Linked DNA regions of Homo sapiens: region 2 is linked to region 1. A link is an interaction called in ENCODE POLR2A ChIA-PET data of the cell type or tissue named here. Cell type or tissue: Caco-2. All regions are shown on one strand. Each heading gives the region's core, and the rest is flanking DNA. Links, peaks and the distances in the headings are about the cores only. Region 1 overlaps LOC100288254 (a long non-coding RNA gene). Region 2 overlaps SH3PXD2B (SH3 and PX domains 2B).

The links. ChIA-PET counts read pairs that join two places held together with the same protein. Peaks named below come from ENCODE experiments on the same cell type or tissue, not always from the same donor. Only the 100,000 strongest peaks of a DNase experiment are listed, where the experiment ranks them.
Region 2: POLR2A ChIA-PET joins it to region 1 with 6 read pairs; 6 of 35 experiments call an interaction of 5 or more read pairs at or near these places.

Annotation. Positions count from the first base shown.
Region 1 is chr5:172,287,244-172,290,153 of GRCh38, forward strand. All of the region lies in intron 1 of LOC100288254 (a long non-coding RNA gene), which reads left to right. Among named protein-coding and RNA genes, the nearest start is that of UBTD2, 4.9 kb to the left of the region's middle. In Caco-2, for the core only: no CTCF peak of the experiment used is centred there; no DNase peak of the experiment used is centred there.
Region 2 is chr5:172,364,722-172,367,631 of GRCh38, forward strand. The region is part of intron 6 of SH3PXD2B (SH3 and PX domains 2B); the gene reads right to left. Among named protein-coding and RNA genes, the nearest start is that of UBTD2, 82 kb to the left of the region's middle. RefSeq lists an enhancer at 2,489-2,778. In Caco-2, for the core only: no CTCF peak of the experiment used is centred there; a DNase peak (open chromatin) is centred at 1,630.

The DNA of each region.
Region 1 (2,910 bases), core at 219-2,718:
GGTTGCAGTGAGCCGAGATAGCACCACTGCACTTTAGCCTGGGCCACAGAGCAAGACTGACTCCAAAAAAAAAAAACTGACTGCATAGCACTTTCTATCAAAACAATTCCTTCTTTGTGTGTGTGTGTGTGTGTGTGCACATGTGCTTTTCTACTGTTTTATAGTATCTTTATTAAGATATTCATATACCATGTATTTCACCAGTTTATTTTTAATTGACAAATAACTGTATTATGAGGTCACAGTGTGATGTTTAGATACATGTTTACAATGTGGAATGACTAGGCTAATTAACAAATCCATCACCTCACGTATTTGTCTTTTTTTTTTTTGAGACGTAGTCTTGTTGTTGCACAGGCTGGAGTGCAGTGGCACAATCTGAGCTCACTGCCACCTCTGCCTCCTGGGTTCAAGCGATTCTCCTGCCTCAGCCTCCCAAGTTACTGGGATTACAGGCGCCTGCCACCACGCCCAGCTAATTTTTGTAATTTTAGTAGAAATGGGGTTTCGCCATGTTGGCCAGGCTAGTCTCAAATTGCTGACCTCGTGATCTGCCCACCTTCGCCTCCCAAAGTGCTGGGATTACAGGCGTGAGCCACCGTGCCCCGAGCCACTGCGCCCCGTCCACGTGCTTCTCTTTTTTGTGGTGAAAACATTTAAGATCTACTCTGTTAACGATTCGGAAGTATACAGTGCATTATTATAGTCACCATTCTGTGCAGTAGGTCACTAATGCCTATTCCACCTAACTGAAACTTTCTACTCTGGAATCAATATCTCCCTTTTCCCCATCCACCCCCACCCCTTCACCAATTTACATTGTACAAGTCAATGGTTTTTAGTATATTTACTAAATATCAATAGTCAATGAATTTTAAAACATTTTTATCACCCTAAAAAGAAACCCTGTACCTATTAGCAGTCACTCCCCATTTCATTCTATCCCCTACCTCACCCCAGCCCTAGGCGACCACAAACCTTTCTCTTTTTTTTTTTTTTGAGACGGAGTCTCCCTCTGTCACCCAGGCTAGAGTGCACTGGCACAATCTCAGCTCTCTGCAACCTCGCAGTTGAAGTGATTCTCCCACCTCGGCCTCCCGAGCAGCTGGGACTACAGGTGTGCACCACCATGCCCAGCTAATTTTTTGTATTTTTAGTAGAGATGGGGTTTCACCATGTTACTCAACCTTCCAGGCTCAAGCAATCCTCCCACCTCCCCCCGCCTCCCCCCCGCCAACCCGCCACCCGCCGCCAACACACACAATACCCAGTAGCTGAGACTAACTTCATTCCTCTTTATGGACAATATTCCATTGTATGGATGTACCACATTTTGTTTATCCTTTCATCAGTTGGTGGTTATTTGGATTGTTTCCATTTTTTGGGTATTGGAATAAAGCTGCTATGAACATTCCTGTACAAGCTTTTGTGTAGCCATATGTTTTTAATTGTCTTGGATTTATACCTAGGAATGGAATTGCTTGGTCATATGGTAACCCTGTTTAACTTTCTGAAAAATTGGCAAATTGTTTCCAAAGTGGTTTTGACTTGATTTTCCTAATGGCTAATAATGTTGAGCATCTTTTTATGTACTTATAGGCCACTTGTATATCTATTTTGGAAAAATGTCTACTCAAGATACTTGCTCATTTTTTTTTTTTTTTGAGATGAAGTCTCGCTCTGTAGCCCAGGCTGGAGTGCAGTGGCATGATCTTGGCTCATTGAAACCTCTGCCTCCCAGGTTTAAGTGATCCTCCCGCCTCAGCCTCCTGAGTGGCTGGGATTACGGATGCCTACCACCATGACTGGCTAATTTTTGTATTTTTAGTAGACACGGAGTTTTGCCATGTTGGCCAGGCTGGTCTCGAACTCCTGACCTCAAGTGATCTGGCCGCCTTGGCCTCCCAAAGTGCTGGGATTACAGGTGTGAACCACTACACCCAGCCTATTGCAGGTTTTTTACTTTTGTGTGTGTGTGTGTGTGTGTGTGAGACGGAGTCTTGCTCTGTCACCTAGGGTGGAGTGCAGTGACGTGATTTTGGCTCACTGCAACCTCTGTCTCCTGAATTCAAGTGATTCTCCTACCTCAGCCTCCCAAGTAGCTGGGATACCAGGCACCTGCCACCACGCCTGGCTAATTTTTTCTCTTTTTTTTTTTTAGATGAAGTATCACTCTGTTGCCCAACCTAGAGTGCAGTGGTGCAATCATAGCTCACTGCAGCCTTGAACTCCTGGCTCAAGCAATCCTCCCACTTCAGTCTACCAAGTAGCTGGGTCTACAGGTGCACACCACCATGCCCAGCTAACTTAAAAAATTTCTTTTTGGGCTGGGCACGGTGGCTCACACCTGTAATCCCAGCAATTTGGGAGGCCGAGGTGGGTGGGATCACCTGAGGTCAGGAGTTCAAGACCAGCCTGGCCAACATGGTGAAACTCTGTCTCTACTAAAAATACAAAATTAGCTGGACGTGGTGGCACATGCCTGTAATCCCAGCTACTTGGGAGGCTGAGGCAGGAGAATCGCTTGAATCCGGAAGGCAGAGGTTGTGGTGAGCCAACATCTCGCCATTGTACTCCAGCCTGGGCAACAAGAGCGAAACTCCATCTCAAAAAAAAAAATTCTTTTTGTAGAGATAGGGTCTTGTTATGTTGCCTAGGCTGATCTCGAACGACTGAGATCAAGTGATCCTCCTGCCTCAGCCTCCCAAAGTGCCGGGGTTACAGGTGTGAGCCACCACACCTGGCTTAACTTTCTTTTCTTTTTTTTTGTTTTAATTTTGGAGACGGGATCTTGCTCTGTTGCCCAGGCTGGAGTGCAATGGCACAATCTTGGCTCACGGCAGCCTTAACCTTCCAGGCTCAAATGATCTTCTCACCTCAGCCTTTCTAGTAGCTGGGACTACAGCTGCA
Region 2 (2,910 bases), core at 87-2,586, 77 kb after region 1:
GGAGCAGTGTGGGACAGCCAGCGCACAGAGCTGACTTTGTGCATCTCTCCCCACTCTGTTGGGTGGTGTCTTGTTGGTAGCTCGAAATTGGCCATGGTGGGAGTATTTACACCACAGAAATTGGCAAATGCTACAAAGCAGGGCTTCTCCACTGGAGAGCTGGTAGTTAAGCATCCACGAGCACACCACTGCACTCCAGCCTCTGCAACCAGAAGCAGCACAGAAGCCCCTTGTTAGAACCATGAGGTCTGGATTTTTGATGTGAAAAAGCAGAATAGGGCATTGTAGCTGGGTGAAGGGTACTGCTTCTTGGCTCTGTGCCCATGCTCTGGCCACTCCCCCTCCCTGCCTGAGGGTAACAGGGAAATGGGAGGGCCTTTGGGCTGGGGACAACCCTGCTGCTTGCACTCTGCATAGAGAAAGCATGAGGAGAACAGAGGAAGAGAGAGCAGGAAAGAAACAGAAGATGCAGGCTGATGGTTCAGAAGATCGGGCAGGAAGCAGCCTCAATGAGGGTCTATCACAGCCTACAGACAGCACAGAAACCATCCCAACACAGCTGCCCTGCAAGCTGGGTACTGCCACCCCCATTTTGTGGGCAGGAACACAGAGGCTCAGAGATGTTAAGTGACTTTCTCTGGATCACACAGCTGGCTATGGACAAAGCTGGACTCTGTCCACTTGACTCCAGGCTCTTCTGGGTGTTGGGGCACGACAGTGAGAAAAGATAAGATGACGGAGGAAGAAGGGTGGTCTGAGGCCTGCGGGCTCTCCTTCCCCGAGGGCCTGGTCAGGCTCAGTCTGACATCTCTGGGTGTCTCAAGGCTTGTCTGCTATTTCCAGCCCTCTCCTCATCCTCCACTTCCCCCGAGGTCAGGTGGCAGGGCCGACTTTTTCTAGACTCAAGATGACAGTTCCCCCAAGCCAGCCCAGCCACGTGAGCAGTGGCCTGAGAGTGGGCTGCTTCACGTCCCCTTCCTGCTGGCCCCATTAACAATGAGCTTCTTGAGGGCAGTGGCCTTGACTGCCTCTGAACCACCTGGCACTTACTAGCTCTTTGAAGGTGCTGTCCAGTGAATGAATGAATGTAGGATGCTGGCTTTTGAAGATTCTTGACTACCTGTGTCCTGGTCACTAGACTCACTCTTCTCTGAATCCAATCCAGCATCTACCCCAGGATACAGCCTGCCCGAGGGCTCAAAACCCCAGGATTGCAGTTTCCCTTCTGTCTGGGCCCTCAGGTGAGCTGGACCAGGTAAGTGTGTTTCCCTGTGCCTCAGCTTGACAGAAAGAACTGGAAAGGAAAGAGAAAAAGCACCCACTTCACAGCCAGGTTGGTGCCTGCACCTGCTGCCCAGGTTAATGCTCAAAGAGACATGCCCACGTCTTCCAGGCAGGCAGTCGTTGGCTGGTGTGGGGTCAGGGAGTGGCTGTGAGGATTTCCTCACAGAGCCGCAGGTTTCACACAGATTTTCTGTGCAGTGCTCCATCACCTGGCTTCACCATGTCCTCATGGAGCCACACCCTCTGCCCCAGGGTCTGAGAGGGGCTTCCCTGGGGCCAGGGGAGGGGAGGGGAGGCAGATCCTGTAACTGGTCTCTGTCCTGCCCCTCCAGTCTGCCCTCCATACAGCAGCCAGAATGCTTGCTCAAAAATGCTACTCTGATCATGCCACTCCCTGCTCAGCACCTGCCATGGGCTCGGCTTGCCTTCTGATCTTGTCTTTTGGCCACTTCATCCCTGGTGCACCTGCAAAGCACAAAGGTGCCTTTGCAGAGGCTATTTTCTCTGCCTGGGATGTCTCAACCTCTCCTTCTTATTTCAGTGGGAACCACCTATTCTTAGCCTCCTAACTGGTCCCTGGTACCAGCCTTGACCCTGCAATTTATTTATTTATTTATTTTATTTTATTTTATTTATTTATTTTTTTGAGACGAAGTCTTGCTCTGTTGCCAGGCTGAAGTGCAGCGGTGCAATCTCGGCTCACTGCACTCTCTGCCTCCCGGGTGCAAGTGATTCTCCTGCCTCAGCCTCCTGAGTAGCTGGGACTACAGGCACATGCCACCACACCTGGCTAATTTTTTTGTATTTTAGTAGAGATGGGGTTTCACCATGTTGGCAAGGGTGGTCTTGATCTCCTGACCTGGAGATCTGCCCGCTGTGGCCTCCCAAAGTGCTGGGATTATAGGTGTGAGCCATCGTGCCCGGCCATTTTTTTTTTTTTTTTTTTTTGGGGACAGAGTCTTGCCCCATCGCCCAGGCTGGAGTACAGTGGCACGATCTCAGCTCACTGCAACCTCTGCCCCCAGGGCTCAGGCGATTCTCTCGCCTCAGCCTCCCGAGTAACTGGGACTACAGGCATGCACCACCACACACAGCTAATTTTCGTATTTTTAGTAGAGATGGGGTCTCACCCATGTTGGCCAGGCTGGTCTCGAACTCTTGACCTCAAGTGATCCGCCTGCCTCGGCCTCCCAAAGTGCTGGGATTACAGGCTTGAGCCACTGCGCCCGGCTGCCATCTGTTTTCAATATAGCAGCTAGAGTGATCCTTTTAAAAGATGTGTCAGAACATGTTTCTCAAAGGTGAAGTCCCTGTGATGGTCCTTACCTCACTTGTGAAAACCCTCTGTGGCCTACAGGGCCCTGTCTAATCCCCCTCTCATCAGTTTTTTTTTTTTTTTTCAAATAGATTTGGGGTTTCACCATGTTGCCCGGACTGGTCTTGAACTCCTGGGCTCAACCAATCCACTTGCCTCAGCCTCCCAAAGTGCTGGGATTACAGTTGTGAGCCACTGCGCCTGGCCTTTTGATACCTTATTAGACCTTATCTCCTTCACTCTCCCCAATGTGGCGCAGATGGTTACTTATCCCCCATCCTCTATTTCTTCTATAGTAATAGAATTCCTGA